Regions from separate parts of the Homo sapiens genome. Here region 1 is linked to region 2. A link is a loop called in an ENCODE intact Hi-C map of the cell type or tissue named here. Cell type or tissue: B cell. All regions are shown on one strand. Links, peaks and the distances in the headings refer to the core of each region. The heading gives the core; the rest is flanking DNA.

The links. Peaks named below come from ENCODE experiments on the same cell type or tissue, not always from the same donor. Only the 100,000 strongest peaks of a DNase experiment are listed, where the experiment ranks them.
Region 1: a loop joins it to region 2, with 5 times the contacts of the local background. A loop is called at or near these places in 9 of 110 quality-filtered maps.

What each region holds. Positions count from the first base shown.
Region 1 is chr1:167,749,626-167,757,960 of GRCh38, reverse strand. All of the region lies in intron 1 of MPZL1 (myelin protein zero like 1), which reads right to left. Among named protein-coding and RNA genes, the nearest start is that of MPZL1, 32 kb to the right of the region's middle. RefSeq lists an enhancer at 4,760-4,879. In B cell, for the core only: no CTCF peak of the experiment used is centred there; a DNase peak (open chromatin) is centred at 4,590; H3K4me3 peaks cover 1,317 bases; H3K27ac peaks cover 1,992 bases.
Region 2 is chr1:167,798,493-167,806,827 of GRCh38, reverse strand. No RefSeq gene overlaps it. Among named protein-coding and RNA genes, the nearest start is that of MPZL1, 81 kb to the right of the region's middle. In B cell, for the core only: CTCF peaks have their summits at 3,099 and 3,311 (motif pointing right); DNase peaks (open chromatin) are centred at 1,487 and 3,317.

The DNA of each region.
Region 1 (8,335 bases), core at 171-8,170, 49 kb after region 2:
TCAGGCTGGTCTTGAACTCCTGACCTCAAGTGATCCACCTGCCTTGGCCTCCCAAAGTGCTGGGACTAAAGGTGTGAGCCACCTCACCCAACCTCTAAAAACCTTATCTTTTTAACACACCTTGTTAAGGTTTTCCTTGAAACTGAAAAAGGCTTTTGTTTTGAATTTTTTTAAGCACTTTGATGTTACCACTATAAACTCCTGCTTAAAAGAGTACAATCAAGCAATTTATTTAAACAGCGTTCTGACCTATCTCTTGTTCTTTGTTGGTACACAGCAAGAGTCTGATACTGTAATATCTCCTAATAAGCATAAATATGACCTTTTAAAACATACTAGAAGAGAGGAACAAAAGAGAACACTAAATACAAATTCAGGGTAGTAGTTACAACTGGGACAGGGTGGAGGAGGCAGGATGTGAAAGGTACACACTATTGGTAATGTTTTATTTCCTAGGCTGGTCATGAGTACATGGGTGCCCATTTTAATACTGATAGTGTAAACTGTACACACATACACTCTTTGGTATATATTTTACTTTTTACAATAAAAATTTTTAAAAAGACAGACACAGGAAGACATTAGTAAAGCAATAAAAGATTTACTTTTTAAGTTTCAGAATGCTCCAGTGAAAATTCCACACGATTCCCTCACAGTGTCTACTATGACTTCTACAATCAGGCTGGATAAAGTAAAGCTGACTCAATGACGTGTGCTGGTGGAGATAACACAGGCACAGAGCTGCCTTGCTGCCACTGTGGGGTCAGACTCAAATCTCTCCTGGGAACAGGGCCACCCTGCAGCTGAAGTGGGCTCTTTCCTCCCGCGAATCAGGGCTGCTATTGTGGACCTCTCTTGGCTGGATGGCACAAAGTAGGGGAAGGCTGCAAAAGTATCCTCCATTCAACAAGCCCTAAGTATTAATAAACTAAGCTTTTCATTAGTCAGGAACACACTCTTCTGCACTCTTTGTCTAAAGTTATGCTTCAGGCCTTAATCTCAAGGGACTTCCTCCTAGCGTCTGCCCCACACTCCCCACCCTGTGCTCCCCGACATCCTGTCCTTTCCTTGTAAATGCTCTCCTCACACCCCACTTAAATGACCGGCTGTCTGCACCCCCAAGAGGGCAAAGGGCTGTGTCTACCTTGTTTACCATTATACCCTCATTACCTGACAAATGCCTGGCCCTTTCACAATGTGTTCAAGAAACATTTGTTTGAATGTCAGGAAAAATGAATGAATCAGTGAATCAATGAATGAATAAATAAAGAATACAATATATCAAACTAAATTCAGATAAGCTCAGCCATAAAAATCAACTTGCTCTACAACAAATGGCTTCAGCATAATGCCCAACACAAAAAGTGTCTGCAGAGATAATTCAGGATCAACTTTGAATGCTGACACTACCTTGGAGGATGCTTAGATATGTTTCCTCCAAGAATCATCTTTCTGTGTGAGAGAATCACCCCAAAGGAGACTCACCTTTTGAAATATTTGATTACCAAAAAAAAAAAAAAAAAAAAAAAAATCTGGCCAGACAAGGTGGCTCATGCCTGTAATCCCAGCATTTTGGGAGGCTGAGGCAGGAGGATGGCTTGAGCCCTGGAGTTTCAAGACCAGCCCTCGTCTTGACAAAAAAATATTAGCTGGGCATAGTGGCTCAAACCTGTGATCTCAGCTACTCAGGGGGCTGAGATAGGAGGACTGCCTGGGCCTGGGAGGTTGAGGCTGCAGTGAACTGTGATTGTGCCACTACACTCCAGCCTGTGTGACAGAGTGAGACTGTAAAAAAAAAAAATCCATGTACTTTTACTAACACACAAGATTACCAAATCCCTCTCGGAGTCAATTCCTTCCGCTCATGATCGATGTCCAGCTGGCCACATATCTATCCTTAACCTTTTTTGTACCAACAAAGATCTTTCTGTTTCTCAAATGAGAAATGCTCAAAGGGTCCTGAATCAGGCCAGTCACTGAACTAATCACTTGACTCTAAAGCCCTGGGATTTCTTCTTGCCCTCCTCTATATATGTACTGTTCATCTCTCTCTCTCTCCTGCAAATGGTCTCCTTTCTTCAATCAACCATTCATTCTTTCAAACACACACTGAGACTCAGCCTCTAAATGTACTGGACAGCCTAGTGGAGACAAATAAACAAACATCTACAGTGCGGCTGCAGAAGCACCGTGGCTGGCCCCTGGGATGCACAAAGTGCTATTAGGAGACTTTCCACAGCGCAGGGCTTCCATTAAATACTAAAGGCTCAAAACATGAAGCAGGCAACACAAATGCCCCAGTTGCAGTTAGTTTGAATTGTATCATCTGCATAAAGCATCCAAACATTTCTTGGTTCTTAGCAAGCAGATGAAAATAAGGAACTTTTGGTAGGAAAAATCAGATTTTACTTCTGCTAGAGTACAGGGGACTAAAATGCTTAACATAAAGAACATGTTGAAAGCTCTGGAGGCATATCTGATAGATAAGAAAATAACACTCTCACATATTTTACACTTCCCAGGTGCTGAAATGGCATATTAAAATTGCTCTTCAGGAAAAAGACCACTGTACCTTAAACTTATCTTTCTGGGCTCTCAAATCTTATCAGGTTTATAGTATGTTTGAAGATATGTGAACCAAAATTTAACTGAAACCAGAAAAGCCAATACAATTATTACTAGAAGGACAGAACAAGAGATTGGAAAGAATACGCCTACGGTCGATGGCAATAAGAATATATTCCTCTCCTCCAAAATACAGCAAAAAATTTTTAAAAATTTAAAAATACTGATGCCTACTGAAACTACTGAAAAATACTAAATTACTCTATATGATATTATAATAATAGATATATGTCATTGTACATCTGTTGAAACCCATACAACGTACAACAGAAAGAAGGAACCCTAACGTAAATATAATGGTCTTTGGGTGATAATGATGTGTTACTGTAGGTTCACCAACTGTAACAATGTATCACTCTGGTGGGGGATACCAATAATAGGAGAGGCCATGGAGGAGACAGATGGGAAATCTGTACCTTCTGCTCTATTTTGCTGTAAACCATAACTGCTCTAAACAGTCTAACTCTTAAAAGAATACTAATGCCTGGGTCCCACCCCTACCTCCAGGAATTCTGATTTAATTGGTAAGGGGTATGGCCTGGGTATCAGGATTTTTAAAAGGCCCCCAGGTGATTTGAAACATGTAATTACTACCCAGCATACAAATGAGATGTTGGGACTTCACTTACGATGCTATTATACAATAAGACCATGCCTGAAGCAGACGAGCCACACCTTGCCTGGCATTTGATTGACTGTAGGTATAGGTATGTTCACTTGTAAAATACATTATTAGTGCACATGCATGAACCTGAACTTTTCAAAATACCAGGGCAGTGCTCTACTCAGCTTCTTAATCAATAACACACTTGTATAAGTTTACATGTCGGCAGAGAAATTACAAAAATCTACTTTATTCTGAAGACTGCACTGGCAGCCTGAGTTAACAGGACATTGGTGTCCAAAGTCCACGAATTATTCATATAACCACCCACAAGTGTGTGTGCTATTTTTTATTGTGATTTTAATGGTTTAAAATGTACTTTGGAAACAAATGAAATACGCACTAAGCATTTGGAAGCTCTAAAATGCAGCTGTGCCAGGTGCAGTGGCTCACGCCTATAATCCCAGCACTTTGGGAGGCTGAGGTGGGTGGATCGCTTGAGCTCAGGAGTTCAAGACCAGCCTGGGCAACATGGTGAAACCCCATCTCTACCAAAAATAAAAAAAATTAGCTGAGCCTCATGGCGCACACCTGTAATCTCAGCTACTTGGGAGGCTGAGCGGGGAGGATTGCTTGAGCCCAGGAGGCAGAGGTTGCAGCGAACGGAGATCACGCCACTGCACTCCAGCCTGGGCAACAGAGTGAGACTGTCTCAAATAAATAAATAAATAAACTCCAGCTGCTAGAATCTAATGAAGAGAGCTTGAAAATCACTGTTCTGCTTGGTTTTAAGAAATTCAAAGGCCAGGCGCAGTGGCTCACACCTGTAATCCCAACACTTTGGGAAGCTGAGGCAGGTGGATCACCTGAGGTCAGGAGTTCGAGACCAACCTGGCCAACATGGTGAAATCCCATCTCTACTAAAAATACGAAAATTAGCCCGGCGTGATGGCGGGCACCTGTAATCCCAGCTACCTGGGAGACTGAGGTAGGAGAATCGCTTAAACCTGGGAGGCGGAGGTTGCAGTGAGCCGAGATCGCACCGCTGCACTCCATCCAGCCTGGGTGACAGAGCGAGACTCCGTCTCAAAAAAAAAAAAAGAAATTCAAGTTTACTTCAGGGTGTAAAACCAGTCTGCTGCAGCTGGACAAACGGCCTAACCACAAACCAATCACCCAGGGGAGGGTAAATTAAATGGAGAAAGAAATACTTCGCCTTTTTTACAGCCATGGGTACTTTCGAGATATGTTTACTGTCGAGTTATCCTTTGGACACGTTTTTAATGAGATCTGAATTCAATGCTGATTTGTCCATGACAATTTCTTATTGAAAACACATTTAAAAGCTCCTCCATTGCTTCATAAAGTCCATCATTCTCAGCATGGCACACTAGGCTTTTCAAAGTAACCCTCCTTTTCCTGCTTTACATTTGGCAAAGGCTGTTGGTGGCGAGCTGGTATCAGCTTGCTCTCACTTCCTTCAACATGCCACGCAGCCAGCTTACCTCAGGGCTATACTCACACAGCTTGGAACAAGGCCCACCTCTGAAAGCTTACAGAATTTCAAGACTCCACCTGAACGTGACTTTGGTAAAGCCCTCCCTGATCTTACCACCTTTTCTTCTGCCACACTCTTCAGTAATTCTCACACGACTCTATGGCTGTAGTCTACCGAAGACACACCTTTCAGTGAAAAGCACAATCTCCCTTGCAATTAACTTCAGCTCCCCTGTTAGACTCACAACTCCTTGAGCCATGGAACTACACCTTACTTGGCTTCAGTGTGCCTAGCACCTACTACACTTCCTGGTGGTCAGAGAGCTCTCAAAGAACACTTCAAAAGGAGTGAACAGATAACACTAAATTTTTTGGATTCCTGTAAAGTGAAGTTATGATTAATGAAACATATAAGCACTATTTTTTTTCCTAAAATAAGGAAACCAACCTGCCCTTAAATGGATGCCTGACCCCAGTCAAGCTCTCTCTGGCTCCTAGAAAAATCTGGCAAAAGAGTATTGATTAATCAGCACTGATTCATCACTGCCAGAAAGAGTTCAAAGTGTAAACACTCACCCTTGAACAGAAAGTAAAATATGAGGGAGGAATGGAAACATCTGCCCCTGCTTCCTATTGAGATGCTGGCTTTATCAGAATTTTTAAAAGACAGTATCAACTGAACAATTCATTTATTGAATATATAATAAGTCCTAAGTTCTGAGTGGGATGAGTCTCATTAGATACTGTACATGGAAATATACACAAGAATGTGTACAACAAACTTTGTGTCCTACAGTGTGCAGGGTATGGCACAGTGCAGGGCATGGGAAAATGGCCCTCCAAGCAGGGAGTCAGCACTGCCTGGTCTGTATCTTATTGTTATTTATGCCACCTTATCTTCCCTAAGGTAAGTTCCTACTAAACCATCCCCCTGAAGTAGCAAATAGACTATATGTAGCTAATTAAAGTCAAAATTTGAAAAATGAAGAGGTCAGGGAATATTTTATGAAAGATGCACTTGAATTTTATCTGGTATACTGAGAAGACTCAAAATAGATTGAAAGGGCATTTTGCAGAGACAGAAAAACATGAGATGATGTTTAAAGATGAATTATGAAGATGAATTTGGCTGGAATAGAGGAAAAGTTTTAAGATGAAAAGGTAGTCTGAATTCAGATGAGCTGGAACTTGATCCTGTAGGAAGTGGGCATCACGGAGGATTCTTAAGCAGGCTTGATATAGTAACAGTGGACTTTTTGGTTGAGTTGTAAAGATACACAAAAAAGGGAGGAAAAGAAGAGACATTTGGAATAATTACTGGAAAATTTATTGGAATAATTTTTTCCCCAAAGGATTTTTGTTAGTTTCATTCTGCCTCCAATACTGGAAAAATAGAAAAATTTCCATGAGTGACTCATCTCTAAATCTTTCAAAAACAATACTACTAACAAATGAAATTATTTTTACATGTATAAACCTGCAAATTGACTTTAGATATGTGAGGGATATTTTTAAAAACTAAGTATTGCATACATTTAATTTCTTTTCTTTTTTTTTTTTTTTTGAGATGGAGTCTCGTCCTGTCGCCCAGGCTGGAGTGCAATGGTGCCATCTCGGCTCACTGCAACCTCTGCCTCCTAGGTTCAAGCGATTCTCCTGCCTCAGCCTCCTGAGTAGCTGGGATTACAGGCGCGAGCCACCACGCCCGGCTAATTTTTTGTATCTTTAGTAGAGATGGGGTTTCACCATGTTGGCCAGGATGGTCTCGAACTCCTGACCTCAAGTGATCCGCCCACCTCAGCCTCCCAAAGTGCTGGGATTACAGACGTGAGCCACCGCGCCCGGCGCATACATTTAATTTCTGATAGTAAGTAATTCTACATGATTATATCTGTCAAATGACTACTCCATGTTCCTTGAAGTTATTTTTTTAAACATCACAACCATTTTGATGGGACTCTTACTAAAATGTATTATTTTCCTTCTGTCTTCATAAAAAGATAATATGGTGAGTGAAAGTTTAAGGAGAAACATGATAGTTGCCTAGTTTCAAAGAATTACCCATAAGATAGTTATTAATTACAAAGGGGAAAAAAATAGTTACTTTAGAGTGGAGAAACATGGCAGACAACACCTTAACCAAGGATCAAAGTCAACATCACCAGCAGTGGAACAAATAAGCAGCACCTTTCTCCTTAGATCAGGTACTGAGAAGAACAGAACATTACTTCCGTGGTGTTCCTGCCAAATATGGATAGCCTAAATCATCAGACACACTTGAATGAGGGGCAATCTACTATGTAACTGGCTTATATAATATACATTAAAAATATTAATGTAAAACTTTAAAGAAAATGACTCAGGAAATGCTGCAGACTAAAGGTGATGAAAGAGACATGATGGCTAAGTGAATCACATGATTCTGGATTTTCTTCTGCTCTAATGGACATTATTGGATCAACGGGCATCATCCAAATAAACTCTATATATTAGATAACAGTACTGTTACTGTTTCAATATTCATTTCCTAATTTTGATAATTACACTGTGGTTATATAACATGATGTCCTTAGTCTTCAGGAAATACATGTTAAATTATTTATAAATAAAGGAACGGCATTTTTACTGCTTCCATGTGGTACAGAAACACATATACAAGGTGGGAGGGGGAGGAAGGGGAGAGAAAGATTTAAGCAAATGTAATAAAATGTTAACATCTGAAAAACCTGGGTGGGCCAGGCACGGTGGCTCACGCCTTTAATCCCAGCATTTTGGGAGGCTGAGGCAGGCGGATTACCTGAGGTCAGGAGTTAGAGACCAGCCTAACCAATATGATGAAACCCTGTCTCTACTAAAAATACAAAAATTAGCTGGGCGTTGGTAGCATGCACCTGTAATCCCAGCTACTTGGGAGGCTGAGACAGGAGAATTGCTTGAACCCTGGAGGCGGAGGTTGCAATGAGCTGAGATCGCGGCATTGCACTCCAGCCTGGGCAACGAGAGCAAAACTCCGTCTCAAAAAAGAAAAGAAAAGAAAAGAAAAGGAAAAAGAAAAGAAAAGAAAAACCTGGGTGAAGGATAGATGGTATTCTTTGTGTTCTATCTGAAACTTTCTGTAAATGAGAAATTATATCAAAATAAAACTGCAAAAGAAAGAACTACAGTATTCCATTTAACCTTTATTTGGTAGCTCAGAACTTGTGTGGACATTAGGAACATAATGTAACTTAGTGTGCCCTCTGGGGCCACTCAGGTATGTCGGACTATTTGCTCCTAGCCAGATGTCTCCAGCCATGATTATTTTTGAACTTTTGTAAATGCTTTTAACATTCTTACTGTCTACTCCATGCAGATCAGGCCAGCTGTGGCCACTGCTGATTGCAGCTTGCCTCCAGTAGTAGCCTCTATTTCACCTCTAATTAATTGTTCTACTATAGGCTTGAAAACTCATCTAGTTCACGTTCATTTTATAGATGAAAATACTCTAGCCCAAAAAAGGAAAGTAACTTATTGAAGGTATCCAGATCATAGAGAACAGAAACAGAATTTAAACAATTCTGAAGTTCTTTTTTTGTGATATCACACTGACTTGATCAGTGTATAAAATAA
Region 2 (8,335 bases), core at 51-8,050:
TTTGCCATGTTGACCGGGCTGGTCTCCAGCTCCTGACCTGGAGTGATCTGCCTGCCTTGGCCTCCTGAGGTGCTGGGATTGCAGACAGAGTCTCGCTCACTCAATGCTCAATGTTGCCCAGGCTGGAGTGCAGTGGCATGATCTCGGCTCACTACAACCTCCACCTCCCAGCCGCCTGCCTTGGCCTCCCAAAGTGCTAAGATTATAGCCTCTGCCTGGCCGCCACCCCGTCTAGGAAGTGAGGAGCATCTCTGCATGGCCGCCCATCGTCTGGGATGTGAGGAGCCCCACTGCCTGGCCATCCCATCTGGGAAGTGAGGAGCGCCTCTGCCCAGCAGCCCCGTCTGGGAGGTGAGGAGCGCCTCTGCCCGGCCGCCACCCTGTCTGGGAAGTGAGGAGCGCTTCTGCCCGGCTGCCCCGTCTGGGAAGTGGGGAGCGCCTCTGCCCGGCCGCCACCCTGTCTGGGAAGTGAGGAGCGCCTCTGCCCGGCTGCCCCGTCTGGGAAGTGGGGAGCGCCTCTGCCCGGCCACCACCCTGTCTGGGAAGTGAGGAGCACCTCTGCCCAGCCGCCTCGTCTGGGAAGTGAGGAGCGCCTCTGCCTGGCCGCTGTGCAATCTTCCAAGTGTGAAGTGACAGCCTTTCTGCACGTGTACCCAACAGCTCCGAAGAGACAACGACCATCGAGAACGGGCCATGATGACGATGGTGGTTTTGTCGAATAGAAAAGGGGGAAATGTGGGGAAAAGAAAGAGAGATCAGATTGTTATTGTGTCTGTGTAGAAAGAAGTAGACATAGGAGACTCCATTTTGTTCTGTACTAAGAAAAATTCTTCTGCCTTGGGATGCTGTTAATCTATAACCTTACCCCCAACCCCGTGCTCTCTGAAACATGTGCTGTGTCAACTCAGGGTTAAATGGATTAAGGGCGGTGCAAGATGTGCTTTGTTAAACAGATGCTTGAAGGCAGCATGCTCCTTAAGAGTCATCACCACTCCCTAATCTCAAGTACCCAGGGACACAAACACTGTGGAAGGCCGCAGGGACCTCTGCCTAGGAAAACCAGAGACCTTTGTTCACGTGTTTATCTGCTGACCTTCTCTCCACTATTATCCTATGACCCTGCCACATCCCCCTCTCCAAGAAACACCCAAGAACGATCAATAAATACTAAAAAAAAAACAAAAACAAAAACCAAAAAAACAATTTTTTTAACTTAAAAAAACCTGCTGCCTAGTATACAGAAGGAGATCCATAAGCATTAGCCTTTAATACTGTCACATGTATTCTAACAAGTTCTCCCCATCCTGTATTTAGACAGTTTGTTTTTTTTTACTTTAAAGAGAACAGACGGTACAGACAGGAAACAAAGAAACCGACTGTGGTCTGCTTTTAGCCAGTGAGAGAGAAGTAAACTAAAACATATGTCTAAATGCTGATGGGCAAAGGAAGGTAGGCCTTTGGGCACTCTCTCTGGATGGTGGCCTTTATCTCTAGCCTATGCCTTCCTTATTGGGTTATACTCGTTCCTTCTCTTTAAATATCCTGCACCCTGTGTTAGGCCTTCCTGGTGGTAACTGCAGGCAGTGATCATGATAAAGTCAAGTCATCTCCTTCGAGTTTAGCATCCTCTGGTTGCCACTCTGCATTGCTTGAACATAGGCTCAGGGGACAGTACTCTGGGGTTCTGCCCCAACCACCTTAGTCTGGTTTATACTCAGCTGCCCAACAGCTGCCAAAAGCATGAGTCTCACCCCTGTGCCCTTTGTGAACTGCAGGCAAGTATTCATGTTTTCTGTAAGTCAACACCACCAGGCTTCCCTGTGATTTTGATTCTATGGGTAGATAGTGCTAATGAGTGTGAGGATTTCTGAAACTAATAGTTCATCTCCCAAATTACTAAAAAACTAAAGCATACCACACACCTACGAGAATGGCCAAAATCTAAGACACCAAATGCTGGCAAGGGCGTGGAGTGACGGGAACTCTCACTCGTTGCTGGAGGGAATGTGAAGTTGTACAGCCATTTTGGAAGACAGTTTATAGTTTCTTACAAAACCAGACATATTCTTACCATACAATTCAGCAATTGTGCTTTTTGGCATGTACCCAAATGAACTGAAAACTCATATCCATACAAAACCCTGCACATGGACATTTATAGCAACTGTATAATTACCCAAACGTGGAAGCCACCAAGATGTCCCTCAGTAAGTGAATGGATAAACTGTGGTAAATCTAGACAATGGAATGTTATTCAGCACTAAAAAGAAATTAGCTATCAAGCCATGAAAAAAACAGAGAAGAACCTTAAATGCACATTACTGAGTGAAAGCCAGTCTGAAAAGGCCACATGCTCTATGGTTCCAACTATGTGACCTTCTGGAAAAGGCAAAACTATGGAGACAGTGGTTGCCAGTGGGGTGGGAGGAGGAGAGATGAACAGGAGGAACCTAGGGGAGTTTTAGGGCAATGAAACTATTCTGTACATTACTCTGAAGGAGGATTCACATCATTATACATCTGTTCAAACCCATAGAATGTGTAACAGCAGAGTGACTCTTAATGTAAACTATGGACTTTGGGTCAAAATGCCGTGTCAGTGTGGGTTCATCAATTGTATCACATGAACTGCTGTAGTGGGGAATGCTGTTAGCAGGTGAGGTTGTGAGTATGTAGGATCAGGGGCTATATGGGAATTCTCTACCTTTCATTCAATTTTGCTATGAGTCTAAAACTGCTCTATAAATAAAGTTTATTAATTAAAAACAAACCCACAAATACCTAAAGCATATGTTGACCAGCTCCCTTTCCCTCCACAGAGCTAGGATGCCTCATTCCCCAGTGCTTCCCCTGTCCTGGAAGTGCAGTGATGAGAACTGGTTTCAAAAAAAAAAAAAAAGAGGAGAGGGGAGGAGAGATGGGAAGGGGAGGAGAGGGGAGGGATGGGGGGAGGGGGAAGGAAGGAGAGAGGAGGGAGGGGGAGGAGAAAGGAGAGGAGGGGAGGGAAAGGGGGGAGGGAAGAGAGAAAGGAAAAAGCGAGAAAAGACCATACTGCAATTTGAAGGTTAAGTTCCATGTGCCTGAATCCAGAGGAGCGTGCATCAGGTTTTGCAGGAACCCTGTACTTGGTTCCGGTTCTGACTATGCCACAAACCAGTTACGTGACCTTGGGCAAGTCCCTTTTTCATCAGTTTCCTCATCTCTAAACTAAGCGAGTTGTGATAAAATCCCTTCCCTCCTCCATCTGGCTGTGATTCAGCCTCCTAACAACAGAATGGGTGTGGGCGAACCTGCTCTTGGCCAGCAGGTGGCAGCACTGGCTCCTTACTGTGGCTGCAGCCAAACGAACCATTCCTGGTCACGCTCTGGAGGCTTTTGTCTTCAGACCTGCAGCCTCAGCACTTAGCACCACTGCGGCGCCCCTCGTTACCTACAGGAAGCTTCCAGCATGACATCCTCGGGGCATCCTGGATAGAATTATTTTTAGGAGAAGGCAGACATAAATAATCCACGAAGGCTTCAGGAACAGGAATGAAAAAGTGATGATCTTTTTAAAATATTTATTTCTGTCACAACCCCCATGCCTGTCAACTCAAGGGTAAAGGTATTGTTCTCATTCTCTATTTCTCGCACTAAGACCAGTGTGCCTGCACAAACAGTAAGTCTTCAGAAAGTGTAAATTAATAAGTTCATTAAATAATATTTTCTTTTCTTTTTGAGATGGAGTTTCGCTCTTTTTGCCCAGGCTGGAGTGCAATGGTGTGATCTCGGCTCACCACAACCTCTGCATCCCAGGTTCAAATGATTCTCCTGCCTTAGCCTCCTGAGTAGCTGGGATTACAGGCGTGTGCCACCACGCCCAGTTAATTTTTGTATTTTTAGTAGAGACAGTGTTTCACCGTGTTGGCCAGGCTGGTCTCCAACTCCTGACCGCAGGTAATCCGCCCGCCTTGGCCTCCCAAAGTGTTAGGATTACAGGCATAAGCCACTGCACCTGGCCAATAATATTTTCATTTGATCATTTCAAGCTAATTCTTACAGACTACCTTAGAAGTAGAAACCTAATATTTATTGAATGAGTAAACAATATGGAGGTAAACAAAAATTACTTAACATCAACTATACTAATCAGGCTCTGCACTAGGGTTACAATGAGAAGTAAGAAACACTCTGCATGGTGGTTACCGATGTGGGCCTGGGACCACACTGGACTGGATCCAGTTGCTACTTCTTTGTGTCCTTGGGTAAGTTATTTAACCTGTTTGTGCTTTCTTTCCCTTGTTTGTAAAATGGGGATAATAACAGTATCCACCTCATAAGGTTGTTGTGGGTTAAGGGTGATAAGGTTTGGCTCTGTGTCCCCACCCAACTCTCATCTCGAGTTGTGATCCTCAGTGTTGGAGAAGAGGCCGGTGAGAGGTGATTGGATCATGGGGGCAGGTTTCCCCCATGCTGTTCTCATGGTAGTGAGTTCTCACGAGATCTGATGGTTTAAAAATGTTTGGCACTTCCACCCTCACTCTCTCTCTCCTGGTCTTCCATGGTAAGAAGGTACTTGCTTCTCCTTCGACCATTGTAAGTTTCCTGAGGCCTCCCAGTCACGCTTCCTATTAACCCTGTGGAATTGTGAGTCAATTAAACCTCTTTTGTTCTGAAATTACCTCGTCTCAGGTAGTTTTTAATAGCAGTGTGAGAATGGATTAATACAACAGGTAAAGCACTCAGAATTCCGCTGGGGGAACAGATCATTAAAACGCATAGCTATGAAGGGGCCCGGCATGCACCCTATCCTGGCTTTAGAAGGCTGGAGAAAGCTTCCTGAGAGAGGAAACAGGACTCAGCCAGGTGAAGAGCTTTACAGATTTGGGACACAGCGTTTGGTGCTGGAGGAGTTTTGGAGCCTGGGTCCTCCCACTTGGTCTGGCTGGAGTTCTCCTCAGCAGGGTGACATGTGTGTGATGACTAGAGGGCGGGCAGGAGCTGCATGCCCTCAGGCCTTATGGGGCAGGTGGTAGAGTTTGAGACCTTATCCTGCCAGCAGTAGGAGGCACTGAATGACTTTCCCAAGGAAGTGCATGGACCATATTTCCGTTTTAGAAAGACCATCACTCTTGGCCAGGCATGGTGACTCACATGTATAACCCCAGCATTTGGGAGGCTGAGGCAGAAGGATTGCTTGAGTCCAGGAGTTAGTGACCAGTGTGGACAACATAGTGAGGCCCCATCTCTTTCATTAAAAAAAAAAAGTAGGGTCGGGTGTGGTGGCTTACGCCTGTAATCCCAGTACTTTGGGAGCCGAGGCAGGTGGATCACTTGAGGTCAGGAGTTCAAGACCAGCCTGGCCTACATTGTGAAACCGTCTCTACTAAAAATACAAAAAAAAAAAATTAGCCGGCTGTGGTGACACACACCTGTTATCCCAGCTACTTGGGAGCCAGAATTACTTGAACCCGGGAGGCCGAGGTTGCAGTGAGCTGAGATTGTGCCACTGCCCTCCTGCCTGGGCGACGGAGCGAGACTTTGTCAAAAAAAAAAAAAAAAAGAAAAGTAGAAGGACCACCATTCTTTATCCAGAATGGGTTAGAAGACAGCTGAGTCAAGATGAAGACTGGGAGATAGTTGCTGTTGCAAGCTTGGAATTAGGGTGGCCTGCAAGAAAGAAGTATCAGTGGAGACAGAGATGAAGGCGTTGATTTGACAGATAATGGAGGAAGAACATATTGAAATCAGAGGTGGACTTTTTAAGGAGGATGCTCAAAATTAACAAACACATTCAGAGAGGCTAAGTAAACTAAGGACTGAACAATTTCAAGCATTTGCATGGTTCTCGTTACTTGCTAAATGGACTGTTATGTTTGTCCCTCCTGCTGCACTCCGAACCCCAACCTTTCCCCGGTTGTCCGCTCATGACGTTTCCTATCTGTTAATGGTACCAGCCCCTGCGGTCAAGACTCCTCCAATCCCAGAGCCAGTCATATTTTGCCAATGCTCTTGAACATCTTCCTACATATTTCTTACACCCCTCCTATCCTCTTATTCCCATTGCTGCTGAAAAACCATTTCCTTCATCTCTGACTGAGCTCTGGAATGGCCACATAATTAAGTGGCCTCCTGATTTCAAATTTCCATCTGATTTCAGATTTTCAGCCATTGGTAGGATAAGCTTGCTAAAATACCAATCCCCATTTATCACTCTACTTCAAATCTGGCCTTCAGGATACATACTGATTTCTTAGCCTGGAAGGTGGGCTTTTAAGGTCTGGCTCAACCCAAATCCCCATACTGCAACCACATTGGCCCCACTCTCCTACCCTGAACCCTTGTGACTCGTTGCTCCAGCTGGAATGTCTGTGCCAGAGTCTTTCACATGCTTCTGCCTCAAAGCGCCTGCTTCTGACTGCTATGGGTTGGGTTTATCAGTTGGTCCCTGTTTTTCCCCCAGGCTCTTCCAGGACTGCTGCTGTTTGGGGCTGTCTCCTCTTTGAGCTCATCAATGGCAGGGATTCTGTTGCTCTTATCTTTATTTCTAATTTATTTTTAGTTTTTGGAGACAGGGTCTCGTTTTGTCTGAAGTGCAGCGGCACAATGATTATAGCTTACTGCAGCCTTGACCTCCCAGGCTCAAGTGATCCTCCCATCTTACCCTCCCGCCCTTGCCCCCAGCCCCCACCACCCACTATCCCTGAGTAGCTGGGGCTAATTTTTAAATTCTTTCTAGAGATAGAGGCCTCATTATGTAGCCCAGGTTGGTCTCAAACTCCTGGGCTCAAGCAATCCTCCCACTTCGGCTTCTCAAAGTGCTGGGATTACAGGCGTGAGCCATCACGCCCAGCCAGCCCTCATCTTTATATCCCAGAACTTGGCATAAGGTCAAAGCTTAGAAGACCTTCAGCAAGCTCTATCTTGTTCTCAGATGCATTGTAGCACTTTGCAATGTGTGGGACATCATAGGCTATAAATTATATTGAGTGAGTAAAGAGTGTATGCTGTCTATCCACGAGAAAGTGTCAGCCACCAGACCACTGCTGTGGGGGGTACCCCCATCCCCACCATGAAAAAAAAAAGGCTATGGAGGATTCTGAGCTTGTGTGCATATAACCTGACACAACTATCTAAAACGTTGCCAACCCCTGTGTGGTCTGCACCAGTGTCATCCAATAGAACTTTCTGCAATGAAGGAAATGTTCTGTATCTGCACTGATCAATATGGTAGTCACAAGACACACATGTAGCCACTGAACACTTGCAGTATGGTAATGTGACTAGAGATATAAATTTTAAATGTTATTAATTTTAATTAAGTTTAGCTGGGTGCGGTGGCTCATGCCTGTAATCCCAGCACTTTTTTTTTTTTTTTTTTTTTTTGAGATGGGGTCTCTCTCAGTCACCCAGGCTTCAGTGCAGTGGCACAATCACGGCTCACTATAGCCTCCGCTTCCTGGGCTGAAGCAGCCCCCCCACCTGAGCATCCTGAGCAGTTGGGACTACAGGCATGTGCCACCACACCCGGCTATTTTTTTATGTATTTTTTTTTGTAGAGACAGGGTATCACTGTGGCAAGCCAGGTCTCACTAACGCAGGCCTCCATTACAACTGTCCCAGCTCTGACTGAGTAGCTAGGTTAAACATTAAAGCTGATTGAGCCAGTGCCCTTATACAAAGGGCGGAATGTAACAAAGAGCCCACCAAGAGTTGTGCCTAGGCTTTTCCTGGGCCTTGAAGCATGACAAGATAATGAAGGAATTCTTAACAGGACCCTTTTACGATTAAACAAGTTTTATTGGGGGTCTGAAGAAACTCCCCAGGCCTCCACAAACAAGTTTACTGGGATCTAAAGGAACTCCCCAAACCTTTATGATTTAACAGGAGACAAGATAAGGGTAATCACCCCAGCACCTACACCTATTTACATTAAGTAAATTTACTGAGGCTCCAGAAGAAGGTCTTCAGGACTCAGACCTTAGTCATAGATTAAAAGAAGTTAATCACTTATGTCTTTAGATTAATGCACACTTACACACAGACATATAGCTTGAAGGTATATACACTCTGAAAAACTTCGTAATTTTGAGTTGTTCTGGCAATAATTTCCAGGCCTTCTCCCTGTAACTGGTTACAGAAATAAAAACTCTCTTCCTCCCCAGTTCATCTGCATCTCATTATTGGGCTGCGAGACATAGCAGCCTGACCCTCAGTTTGGTTTGAGAACATCACCATGTTGCCAAGGCTAATCCCAGCACTTTAGGACATTGAGGCAGGAGGACTGATTGAGCCCAGAAGCTCAAGACCAGCCTGGGCAACAGAGCAAGATCCAGTCTCTACAAAAAATTAATTA